Linked DNA regions of Homo sapiens: regions 1 and 3 are each linked to region 2. A link is a contact called in ENCODE Hi-C data. All regions are on one chromosome and are shown on one strand. The core of a region is the stretch at or near the end of the contact, and the rest is flanking DNA. Distances in the headings are between cores, read along the strand shown.

Region 1 (4,114 bases), core at 632-3,131, 380 kb before region 2:
GGAGAAGTGGATGGGATTCTACATAAAGCCAAATAGGCCCTGAGCTGATAATTACTAAAGCTGGATAATGAGCACATGTAAGTTTGCTCTACTATTCTATTTTTTATATGTTCTACATGCTCCATAGATCTCTTTTTTCCAGTTTTTAAAATTAATATTTTTCAACTGTTCCAAATATTGTTAGAGCCAGGATTCTGGACAGGGTGTGTCTTCACTGACTATTTCAGCCAAAATACTAAGGTCATAATCAGGTGAGCAGCATCTGCTACAGAATCTTCTCTTGGGCCTATTTCCATCTGAAGGTGTTTACTCATTATCCTTGCAGAGTGCTTTCATTATAGTTTCATTATTATAAATTATACTTTCATTATTAAATTATAGTTTCATTAAAATGAATCAAGTAAGATTTTGGTTTATCATTTTCTCCAATGAGAATAGGGAGAAAGTGTAGGGTGATGGTTAAGGATTTGGGCTCTGGAGTCAGACATCTCCATTCAAGTCCAATTCTACCATCTGGATATGTGACCCTGGGCAAGTTATTTATCTCTTAACATCTCAGTTTACTTATCTTTAAAATAGGCATGGATAATAAAACACATTTCATAAATATGTTGTGAGAATTCGATGAACTGGAGAATGTATGTAAAGTGATTATAATACATACCACATAGCGTTATGGGATCCTTGGAGTGTCACTTGGCCATCCAGAAACCTCTGTGGCCAGTGGTACCTTTGCTGGGTTTTGCTCTGGCCCTCTGGGCTCATTCCGCCCACTCTGCCTGGAAGGTTACCCTTGGCTCGCACTACTGGCCTGGATCCCACACCTGCCAAGGGCAAGTCAGGCGTGGAGCAGCAAGAGGTGTGGGCGAGCTTGGGGTCCGGCCACTGTGCGCAGCCAGGCACTCCAGCTGCAGCAGGGTGGGCAGCTCCAGGTGCTGGCTCCAGAGCTGGCTCCCCGCAAGGCTGCTGCTAGACCAGGCGTACCATAAGCAACTTCCACAGCTGACATCAGGGAACATGGTGATACCCAGAAGCTTGGAGACGCCAGAAACTGCAGAGCCCTAAAGAGGGTGTCACAGACCTGGCTCGGGGAGCTCCTAGGTCTGGGATCCCTGACGGGCTGCAGCTCTTCTTTTCTTCTCTCTTCTCTCCTTCTTGTTGCCCGCAACGTGGCAAGCAAAAGGCGTGTTTCAGCCCTGTTTGTGTTACAGCTCTTTTAGCCCCACCATTTGACGGGTCCCGATTTCTTGTCCTGGGTGTCCAGGAAGAATGAGGTACACGGACAAGTGGAGGATGAACAAGACAAAGAGGAGCTTTACTGAACAACAGAACAGCTCAGAGGAGACCCGCAGTAGGTAGCTCCTCTAGGTAGCCAGGGTTTTCCCAATGAGTGTTCAGCTCTCAGCAGAGAAGGGTAGGTCTTCTCTTTAGGTAGGTCGTCCCATCGTCTCTTCAGGTCTGGCTGAGTCCGTGGCTTTTTATGGGCCTCAGAGGGGAGGAAGTGTGTGCCAGTCAGTCCATTAGCAGCCATGGACGGCCCGAAAAAAGCACCACAAGTTCCCACTCTGATCACGGGACCAGCAGCCCGGCCGCCAGACTTCAGACCTTCCCCGGATGGAAGGTGGGGCTTCACCAGGGACCTGCCTGTTTCCCAGGAGCCTGTCTGATCCTGCCGCCTTTATGGTGCCCAGGCGGTTCCGGCCCAGGGGCACCAGCAGGCCAGTGCAAAGCTGCCCTCAGCCCCTGCCGCGGCCTCCCTCACGGGCTTATCGGTGCCCAAAGCCCAGAGGAGGCTGAGGCGGCAGGGGACTGGTGTGTCAGCGCTGCCCTGAGTGTGCGCACACCCAGCTGGGCTGCAACAGCACCTGGGCTTGGCCCCAACCTTGCTCCGAGATCAGAGTGAGCAGCAGGAGCTGGGAGAAGCCAGGCAGCAGGAGCAGACACCTCCAAGGCTGCGGGGGTAAAGGGGGGCCTTCCTGGCCCCCAAGAGTGCGGAGATGCCTGGATCCGCAGCCGCGGCTAGGCGGCTGTAGCTGCACCTGGGAGGGCAGGGCTCCTGCCTGCTCCCGGCCCCCAAGAGCACAGGGAGGCCTGGGTCCACAGCCACGACTTGGGCGGCTACAGCTGTCCCTGGGAAGGCGGGGCTCCTGCCGACTCCATGGAACACAGCATTGCCACGGGCCCAGCTCCTCCTCCAGGCTCCTCTCTGCCTGTCCCTCCATGCCCCACCGTACTGCTCCCCTGCCAGTGGGTGAATCGGCCTGGCCCCACCATGGGGGCTCCCAGGACGGCAGGCTCCGAGGGGTCTCCCAGGGGTGGGCTCCAGGGTCTGCTAGCCTCCTCTCCGCATTTTGCCTGCAGCAGCGGTAGGCAAGGTGCAGGCGGCGCAGCAGCCCCTGCAAACTCTGCACAAACAAACCCGACGCTCTCAGGCGGCCCCATGAGTCCTGGTTGTGCCTTCAGCTGGGGGCTCGGGGGCTGCCAAGACGTGGCGGGAGCAAGGTTGAGGCCCCAGTGGAGGTCCCAAACCTGGGAGTGGGTCCTGCCCCGCTGTGTGAAGGTGAGGGTGGTGCAGTTGGCTGCCTCAGGAACGCGGGGCACAGGGGACGTGGGGCACACCCACCACCGCCACTGCTGCTCCTGCAGCGGCTCCTGCCACCACCGCCTGCGCCTCCCCACTGCAGCCAGCGTGGTGGCAGCGGCTGCTCCGGAAGGCCCACCACTGTCATCAATAGCACTCCAAATATTTATTATTAATTATAGTTGCACAACATCAATATTTAAAATATCCTCTCAAAGAAGACTCCCAAAAAATGTAAAAGGAGGATTTAATTATGCATGAGTCTGTGTGATTGCCTGAGTTACTGTTACTGTGTTTTTAGTTTGCCTGGCCATGAAAGTTTTCTGATAAAATTCTAGAATGTATTAGAACTAATTCTGCATTAAACTAAGATTTCTTCACAACCTTAAAAGCATCAACATTGTTTAAATGCAAAGACTTTAATGAGCTAAATAATATGTTACAAGTTCATTAAATTGCTACCATTATGCAGCATAGATGAATAAATTTCCAAAATTGCACGCAGAAGGGACAGTATTATGTCATCAATGAATGGTAATATAAAGGCCTCAATATCACATAGTTGGGTTCTAGAGTGAGGAAAACTAGAGAAACGATTATCCAAATAGCTTGACACCCAAAATTCTGTATTTCTGAAAATATCCACTTTACTAAAGGGAAGGAGACTAAAAAATTTACTCTTTTGAACCCTGCTGCTGGTACCTGCAAATACCTAATTTTCTATATTAGTGAGGTTTTTGGTTCTGCTGTCTAAAGGTGAACACTAAACAGAATGACATAGATTTATAGAGCTAGGGACACATGAAATTAAAACAAGACCTGGGTTTAACCACAGCTCTAACCACTTTCCTTGCAGCTTTGAACAAAGCAGTCAATCTCTTTAGGTTTCAATTTACTAAACCATAAAATGAAGGAGTAAGACCAAATGATCTTTGGGATCTCTCCCACCTCTAAAATGTTATGGCCAGTTCATTAATAGCATTAGTTTGATATGGGCAATATATTTTCATGAAGTAGTATAATTCAGTCACACATCATATATTAGATCCTGCTTCAAAGAGTGGGGAAAACAATGTGGAATCAGTGCAATTCACTCCTAATCTAGGGCTCTTTAAAAAGAATAGGGCTGGGTGTGACAGCTCATGCCTGTAATCCCAACAGTTTGGGAGGCCAAGACAGGTGGATCACCTGAGGTCAGGAGTTTGAGAACAGTCTGGCCAACATGGTGAAACCCTGTCTCTACTAAAAATACAAAAATTAGCTGGGCATGGTGGTGTACGCCTGTAATCCCAGCTACTCAGGAGGCTAAGGTAGGAGAATCACTTGAACCTGGAAGGCAGAGGTTTCAGTGAGCCGAGATTGCACCACTGCACTCCAGCCTGGGCAACAAGAGCGAGACTCCATCTCAAAAAAATTAAAAATACTACAATAAAATAAAGAGACTTGGCTAACCTTGTGAATAAACTCAAAACAATTGAATTTTACCTTTTAAATGGTAAGGTTTATGGCATGTGAATTATATCCCAACAAAAA
Region 2 (4,030 bases), core at 1,045-3,544:
CTAGTCAATAAGTTCCATGAAGGTGTACATTGTTGAATTCACCATGTGCCCAACATCAGGAAAAGTGTCCTGTTCATCCAAGGTAAATGGACTGCCATTATAACATTTACATATTTCTGGTGAATCTGCTGGAGTTTACTCCAGCTTTGTTTGAATACCCTCAACCACCCCTCCAGTACACATAAAAACAACATTCAGAATCCTTGGATTCTAGTTCCCTGCTTCCCAAAAATTACTTTCTGCAAAGGATTTGGAAAAACTGATTACTGGTAAAGTGTAAAAAACTTCTAAACCTTTTTCTATTACCTTTCCAGAGATACAATTATTTATTTAAAGGTAGAGTCTTTGGGGTCAATTAATTTATTATTGTAGGCTTCTGGCATCAGTTTTTTCCACCTGTTTCTCATAGTTATCACCCAACAATATACACTTGTAGTGATCAAGTCCTTGAAGAAAAGGACTGGGGCTATTTGTTATATAGTTAAATTCATTTGATTAAGCACTTGTGGTATGAATGCCTACGGGTTGATAAATAAGTGTGAAATATATGACTCGAGCAATCTCTTGCCAGAAGAAAAGCACAGATAAAAACACTGATGGGCTCTGAAGTGAGTCAGACAGGGACTGGAATCCCAGTTCTGCCATATCTGAGCCTTTGTCTCATTTGCATGATAGGAACAATACCTATTGTAAGAGATATGAGAATAACATTGAATAATTCATTGTTTCAACAGATATTTATTGAGTTGCGTGCCAGGTGCTGTTGGAGGCACTGATGATAAAGCAGTGACAAAACAAAAATTCCTGCCCTCATAGAGCTTACACTCTAATGGGGAAAGGCGGATGAAAAAGTAAATTATATAGTCTGTTAAGTGCTAAGGACAATAATAAAATAGAGAATGGGAAAAGGGAGTGTATGTATGTAGGAGGTAGGTTTGCATTTTCAGGTAGGGTGGAGGCTGCATTGTGAAGGTGGCAAATGAAAAAAGAGGGGAAGAGAGAGCTAAGTGCATATTTGTGGGAAAAGCATTCTAGCAGAGTGAACTGTAACTGCCAAAGCTTCCCAGCAGAAGTGTAACCATCCTTAGCGCACTGCTTCTAAAAGTATGGGCACTGGAGTAGCAGCATTGGCATCAATTGTGACCTTGTTAGAAATACAAATTTATGGGGCCCATTTCCTTTATGTACCTAGTTTTTTGTTTACTTGTTTTTAGAAAGCACTGCAAACTCAGAATCTCTGGGGCTGGTTCCCAGGAACGTGTTTTAACCAGCTGTTTCGCTGATTCTTATGCACGTTCAAGTGTGAGAACCATTGTTCCAGGGACAAAAATACAGGCTTTGGAAGAGGGTATCCCTGGCTCCACATCATTCCTAACTAGCTGTATGTACTACCTTGATTAATAGTCTCAATTTAAGGTACATCAGAATCACCTGGATGCCTTGGTTGAAGCCAGATTATTGAGCCCCAGCCATAGAGTTTCTGATTCTGTGTGTCTCGGGGGTGGGAAGTCCCCAAAATTTGCATTCCTAACAACCAGGTGCTGCTGATGCTGGTCTTTATCACTGCAGATGATAGCAGAAAGGCCTGTTTGCTGTAGCAGAGTCCTGTCAGAGGGAGGCAAGAAACGGTAAGGGGCGTGTTGTGTAGACTCCATAGGCCATTGGAGGTGCCTTGGCTTTTACTCTACGATGTCGGATGGAGAACGGCGATCTAACCTGGGCTGTAAACGGATAGCTCTGACTGCTGTGTCGAGGAGGCTGCAGAGGGGTAAGGGAAAAGCAAAGCCACCAACTGGAGGGCTGTTGCAGCATCCCGGCAAGAGAAGCTGGTACTTGGGACTGGGTGGGCACAGTACTGAAAGTGATGAGCAGTGGTAGATTCTGGATAATTTTAAAGGTAAAGACTACAGAATCTGCTAATAATTGTGAGAAGGAGTGGATGACTTCAAGAATTTTAGATCCGGTAATGCAAGTCAAGTCCCTGACACACAGTATGTGCTCAGTAAACGGTGCGTTTTAAAAATTATTGTTGTAAGCGCTCAGCCAACTGGAAATTAGAGAAGCAAGGGGGCTGTCTGAGCTTGGCCTGGACTGTCCATGCTGGATCCCGGCCTCCCCCTGAAGGAGGAAAATAGTTTTTGGAAAGGGAAATAAGACACCAAACCCCAGCACTTACTGATGCTTATCTTCCTTTTCCTCCATGGGCCTCTACGGCACCAGGCAGCGAGGAGCCTCCTGGGAAGAACAGGGACGCAGCCCTGCCAGGAAAAGGGTGCGCAAAGCGCGGCGACTGTGACTCGCGCGTTGCTAAGCGACGGGCGCTAGTCCTCGGAAAGGGGCGTGGGGGGAAACTCCTGGAGTGCGCAGGCGCAGTTAAGCCGGGTTGGTGCTGGACTGTTGCTCACTGTGCGCGACTGCGCGGCGAGGAGGGCGGGGGTGCCTGGCCGCGTCTCTAGGCGTGTGGGCTCGACGCCCTGCGTTTGAACTTGCCCTTCCCATTGTAGGGCCAGGAGGGGTGTTTATCAGGACTGATTTGGTCCTTGAGGATAGGGGAAGGGCTGTTTCCGGAGCTGCGGGGCAGCGCTGCTGCCGTCTCCGCCGTGCCCGCCCTCCGGAGCCCGGCAGGTCGTCGTCAAAGCGCTGCCACGGGTCGCCCAAGCTGGCTGCAAAAGTGCGGGCCGGCGGGAAGGATACTTGTTTTCCCTTGTATTGTTAACAATACTGTGCGAGTCGTGATTGGTTGCTCCTGAGCTGCCTAGCCTTTACTCCAGAAAGCTTGGTTGTCACTGTTTTCCACCATTTCTGACAAAACCTTCCCCGGCTGGGCTGCCAGGATTAAAATAGAGCAAGGGAACACTCATCTCCTGCAAATGAGGCTCCCTGCTGTGTGTCATCTGTTGCAGCCTGAGCGGGGTTCAGAATAGGGTAGCTTAGGCAGCGGGTTGGGGCTTGTATGTGTAGCACTTACCCAAAAAGAGCAAGCTCCTGGGAAAAGCCGTTGCTGACTTGCATCCACCTTCTGGCCCTGGAATTTCTTACTTCATTTCACCATTGCCTCCCAATTTCCACTACCAGAGCCAAAAGTCTTTGGCATCTGTCATAGTAACTCACGCATTTCCCTGGATAACGGAAAAAGAAAAGTCCAGAGTTGAATTCTGCCTTATATCAGGCTATGCATACGTATATGTTTGGAATCCAGAGTCAGTGTTCGTGTGTGTGTTTACATTCACCTTGGAGAGTGATGGGAGAGCAGAGGTTGGTCCTAGGACTCATTTTATGTATGTGACCTGAAATCCTATCAGGAAGAAGAATATATGTGTAGATTTGACACCTAGTGACCTAAATACCTGAGTGTGGACTTCGTTGTTAAAGACTGGAGTGTGTGTGAATGTGTCATTGTGTGTGTGTGTGTTTGGTGAGTAAGGAGTGGATGAGTAAATAAATATGGGGCAAGTGGGTTGAAAACCAGAAAGCAGGGGGAACTAATAGCAATTGAGCTTCCACTAGGGGACCAGGCATTTGTTAGGCATTGTATTAAACACCACCTGCTTATCTGGTCTTATCCTAACCATCACACTGTGATTAGGAGCTTAGGGTCTGGGAGCAGTCAGTGTTTGAAACCTGGCTTTACCACTTAACTAGCTAGTTCACTTGGGCAAATGATCTAACCTCTCTGAGCCTCAATTTTTTTCATCCACAAAATGGGGAAAATACCTAGGGTTGTTGTGAGGTGTAGATGATTTAATACAGGCAGAGTACTGAGAACAGGGCCCGATGCTTAGTAAGTGCTTTGCCATTATTTTTATTGATCAACTTGATCTGCTTATGCTGCCACATGTCCTTGAGGGTTAGTCAACTCCCTCATCATTCCCCCTAATTTCTGCTTCAACCTTCACCAATCTCTTCAAGTCCTAAAACCACTTACCCTCAGGAACAATCTCAGGGCTTAAAGAAATGAGGGCATTTTCTCAACTTGATCCTTTCAGACTGACAAGTTCACCTGCATCCGTACAGGATTAGAGTCATTTGC
Region 3 (4,212 bases), core at 1,416-3,915, 350 kb before region 2:
AGGCGCAGTGGCTCATGGCTGTAATCCCAGCACTTTGGGAGGCCGAGGCAGGTGGATCACCTGAGGTCAGGAGTTCGAGACCAGCCTGGCCAAAATGGTGAAACCCCATCTCTACTAAAAATACAAAAATTAGTTGGGTGTGGTGGTGTGCACCTATAGTCGCAGTTACTCAGGAGGCTGAGACAGAAGAATCGTTTGAACTTGGGAGGCGGAGCTTGCAGTGAGCTGAGATCATGCCATTGCACTCCAACCTGGGCGACAGAGCGAGACTCCATCTCAAAAAAAAAAAAAAAAAAAAGGAAAAGAGGTCAAATGGAGATTGTTTACTAAATAGTATTAGGTAAATAGTATTAGGATAACCGGCTAGAGATCAGGGAAAACAATTGGTAGAGGTACCCCTTATAAAAGACATCAAAACAAATTTCAGAAGAATTTATTTAAATTTAAACATGGTATTAAAAAGCACAAAATAAATGTGTTATCAGATCTGTGAAAGAAGATTCATGTCCTCAGTTTTGAAGAAATAAAACCACAAGGAAATGAACAGACCTTAATACTGAAACATAAATTTCATACAAAAACAAAACAGCAGACTGAGGGAAATATTTCATTTGGTGTAATTGATAAAAGGTAAAAATCTGGAGAAAACATTTCAATTTATAAGCAAATCATAGTGATGCCAATAAATAAGCAGACTAAGGATGTTGCAGTGGATAGCTTCATTGTTTTTTTGTTTTTGGCAACTGTGGTAGGCAGAATAATGGTCTCCCAAAGATGTCCACATCCTAATCCACAGAAACTACAAATATGTTTAACATTACATGGCAAAGGGGGATTAAAGTTGCTAATCAGCTGACCTTAAAATAGGGATTGTATTAGTCTGCTTTCACACTGCTATAAAGATGCTACTCGAGACTGGGTTATTTATAAAGGAAAGAGGTTTAATTGACTTACAGTTCTGCATGGCTGGTGAGGCCTCAGGAAACTTACAGTCATGGTGGAAGGGGAAGCAGGCACATTTTTCACAAGTCAGCAGGAGAGTGGAGCAAGGAGGAACTTCCAAACACTTACAAAACCATCAGATTTCCTGAGAACTCAATGACCACAGCATGGGAGAAACCGCCCCCATGGTCCAACGGTCTCCCTCCCTCGACCTGTGCGGATTACAAATCAAAACGAGATTTGAGTGGGGACACAGAGGCAAACCATATCAGGGAGAGTATCCTGGATTACACAGGTGGGCCCAATATAATCACAAGGGTCCTTGAAAGTAGATGAAGGAGGCAGAGGATGGCAACAGTGATGCAGTGTGAGAAAGACTTGATCACTATTGCTGGCTTTGAATATGGGGAAGGGGTCATGAGCCAAGGAATGTGGGCAGCTTCTAAATGTTGCAAACAGCAAGGAATTGAAATTTCCTCTAGAGCATCCCAAAAGGAAAAGAGCCCTGCCAACACCTTGATTTTAATGCAGTGAGTTTTTGTGTCAGACTTCTTACTTATGGAAGAACTGTAAGATAATAAATTTATGTTGTTTGAAGCCACTAAGTTTGTGGTAATTTGGTATAGCAGCAAAGGGAAATTCACACAGCCAGCTACTTTTTAAACGCTGTTCCTGTGTTTGCAGAATCTGTAACCTCAAGGGGCAGAACCTTCCTTCTGCAGAATATGAGGTCTTTTCCCAGCTGCACTTGCAGCAAGGGCACAGATCCATGGCCAGTATCTGTCAATTGTACACCTGCATGATTTTGAATTAGAGGCTGGTCATGTGCAGAGGGGAGCCTGGCAGAATCTGTTCTGTGAGGGCAGTGGCAGGGACAGCTGTCACTGCAGCAGCGTGTTGCTGTCAAAGACAGCAATTCCCACAGCAGGGTTTGCGCACAGTATGGTGTCATGGTGGGCACCTGGCAGTGTCAGAGTCCAGTGACGAGTTCCAGGAGCCTGCCCTAGGCTGGACTTTGGACATTTTTCCTGGCTGTATAAGCCCTAAGCCTGGTGCCCTTGTCCTCCTGGAGATTCTGGGAGCCTTAATAAGTTCCTTTTCTGCTAAATTAGCCAGAGTTGGTTTTTGTGGCTTGTGATTCAGAACCCTCAGTAAATCAGATATGAATGAACAATTCAATTCACTCAAAAAGAAAGTGGTGACACATCCCTGTAGTCCCAGCTCTCAGGAGGATCGATTGAGCCTGGGAGGTCGAGGCTGCAGTGAGCCGTGATCATGCCACTATACCCCAGGTTGGGTGACAGATAAGACCCCATCTCAACAAAAAGGAAAAAAAAAAGCAAGAAGAAAGAAGAAAAAGAAAGAAAGGAAGGAAGGAAGGAAGAAAGGAAGGAAGGAAAGAAAGAAAGAAAGAAAGAAAGAAAGAAAGAAAGAAAGAAAGAAAGAAAGAAAGAAAGAGAAAAAAGAAAGATGACAAAAACAGGAGAAAAAGTTGACCCTAGCTAGCAGTCAAAGAAACTCACAGCTTGAGGTGCCATATGATAGTTACTAAAAACAAAAACAATTGTTTCTGTAGCACAACAACGAGAACAGTTCCTCAGATAATGTCATTTCATTCAACTTTTTTTTTTTTTTTTTAATGATGAGAAAAAAATTGATTCTCTGCCAGGGCCACTGTCTGTGTGGTTTGCATGCTCTCCCCACGTCCACAGGGGTTTTGCTCTGGATGCTCTGGTTTTCTCCCACCCCTCAAAGAGGTGCATGTTCAGTTCACCGGCATGTCTACATGGTCCTGGTGTGAGTGTGGGGTGTGTGTGAGTGTGCCCTGCGATGTGACAGTGTCCTGTTCAGGGCTGGTTCTTACTTTAAGCCCTGAGCTGCTGGAATGAGCTACAGCAACCGGAGACTGGAGACTCCGGCAACCTAGAGAACTGTTATTATTGAGTAAGTTATCTTACTTGCTTTTATTTATCTTTCTTAAATGTATGTATAGCTCATATTTATTTCAGTGGTTAATATCAGAAGTGTTTTTTTTTTTTGAGACGGAGTCTCACTCTGTTGCCCAGGCTGGAGTGCAGTGGTGCAATCTTGGCTCACTGCAACCTCTGCCTCCCAGGTTCTAGTGTTTCTCCTGCTTCAGCCTCCTGAGTAGCTGGGACTACAGGCATGCGCCACCATGCCCGGCTAATTTTTGTATTTTTAGTAGAGACGGGGTTTCACCATGTTGGTCAGGCTGGTCTTGAACTCCTGACCTTATGATCCACTCGCCTCGGCCTCCCAAAGTGCTGGGATAACAGTCATGAGCCACCGCGCCCGGCCTTTGGTTTTTATTTAGAATTTTGATGTGTTTGTGACTAGAAATAAACCATAGGAATATTAATTTGCTTGTGGTAAAATTGGTGTTACTTACTTTCAGATTGCAAGAACATATTGACAACCTTAAGTGAGGACTGACTGTACCTTTGTTTATAGCTAGTAACTAAATGGATACACTGTTTGGAAAGTAATTTGGAAAGGAGTAATAGGAATATTTAGCAAAAATCTGTAAACGTGTCCTTAGCTTCTGACCTGGCAATTGCCAAGAAGCTTGGGAGGGTGTTTGGTAAGATAAAAATTATTTGTGTGCTTGTGTTTGAAAATTATTGATGTGGGCTTACAGTGTGTTAAACTAGGGGTGATAAAATTTGCATTAGGACCCCAGAAGCTTTTAGAGAGCAAAGAGATTAGAACCTATATTCAGTTTCCTGAAATGTAAAGTGACTGAAGCTGTCAGAGCGGCTGAGATCAAGGCTCTCTCTGAGGCTGGGCAGGAGAATGACTCCCCTGGGAGAACATTTCCACAAGGGGAAAGTGGTTAGTAGATGCGTACCCTGCACCAAGGCACGTGATTAAAGGGGAATATGGTCTGTGCAGTAGCCATACCAGGGGGCAGTTTATGCCCCCAGAAAACTGCTCTCAAAAAGAACCAAGAGCTGTAATTTTGGGAACACAAGCCTCTTTGGTGGAGAATGGTGTTATTGCTAAATGCTCAGCATCTGGGGAGCATTTTAATGCCTGATGCTGCATCAACTTGTGGAAAACTACCAATAGTCCTTGAAATAAGCATCACAAAGTCTTGTAGAAACACAGCAAAATGTTTATGATGCATATGTAAGTAAAAATTGTATGCAGAATAGGTACTTGTGATGTTTAACTATGTAGGATTTGAGGCATGTGGGCCAGTGGGTTGTTAGAGTTAAAAAAAAAAGGAAGAATGCTTTTTTTTTTTTT

What was found. A loop is a pair of places that touch in the nucleus more often than their neighbours do. Pooled maps may share reads with other maps.
Region 1: a loop to region 2 is called in a map of prostate gland, with 3 times the contacts of the local background. The contact joins the enhancer-like site here to the promoter of CIMIP6 in region 2. A Hi-C loop is called at or near these places in 9 of 168 maps with a recorded cell type or tissue (HepG2, OCI-LY7, chondrocyte and 5 more), 7 of 37 single-sample maps with no recorded cell type and 22 of 50 pooled maps.
Region 3: a loop to region 2 is called in a pooled map, with 3 times the contacts of the local background. The contact joins the promoter of SPTBN1-AS2 here to the promoter of CIMIP6 in region 2. A Hi-C loop is called at or near these places in 2 of 168 maps with a recorded cell type or tissue (chondrocyte and dorsolateral prefrontal cortex) and 5 of 50 pooled maps.

The regions. Positions count from the first base shown.
Region 1 is chr2:54,707,163-54,711,276 of GRCh38, reverse strand. No RefSeq gene overlaps it. Among named protein-coding and RNA genes, the nearest start is that of EML6, 14 kb to the left of the region's middle. Within about 2 kb of position 1,881, at least 11 of the 41 ENCODE cell types and tissues checked have a DNase peak (open chromatin) inside an H3K27ac peak, as active enhancers do; they include prostate gland, where a contact is called at or near this core.
Region 2 is chr2:54,329,148-54,333,177 of GRCh38, reverse strand. CIMIP6 (ciliary microtubule inner protein 6) reads right to left here and starts at 2,294. Exons shown (of 5, transcript NM_001100396.2): 1 at 2,177-2,294. The coding sequence starts at 2,202.
Region 3 is chr2:54,678,498-54,682,709 of GRCh38, reverse strand. It overlaps SPTBN1-AS2 (SPTBN1 antisense RNA 2), which reads left to right and starts at 2,665. Exons shown (of 3, transcript NR_186176.1): 1 at 2,665-2,886. LOC105374653 (a long non-coding RNA gene) reads right to left here. Exons shown (of 3, transcript XR_940104.2): 2 at 955-1,154.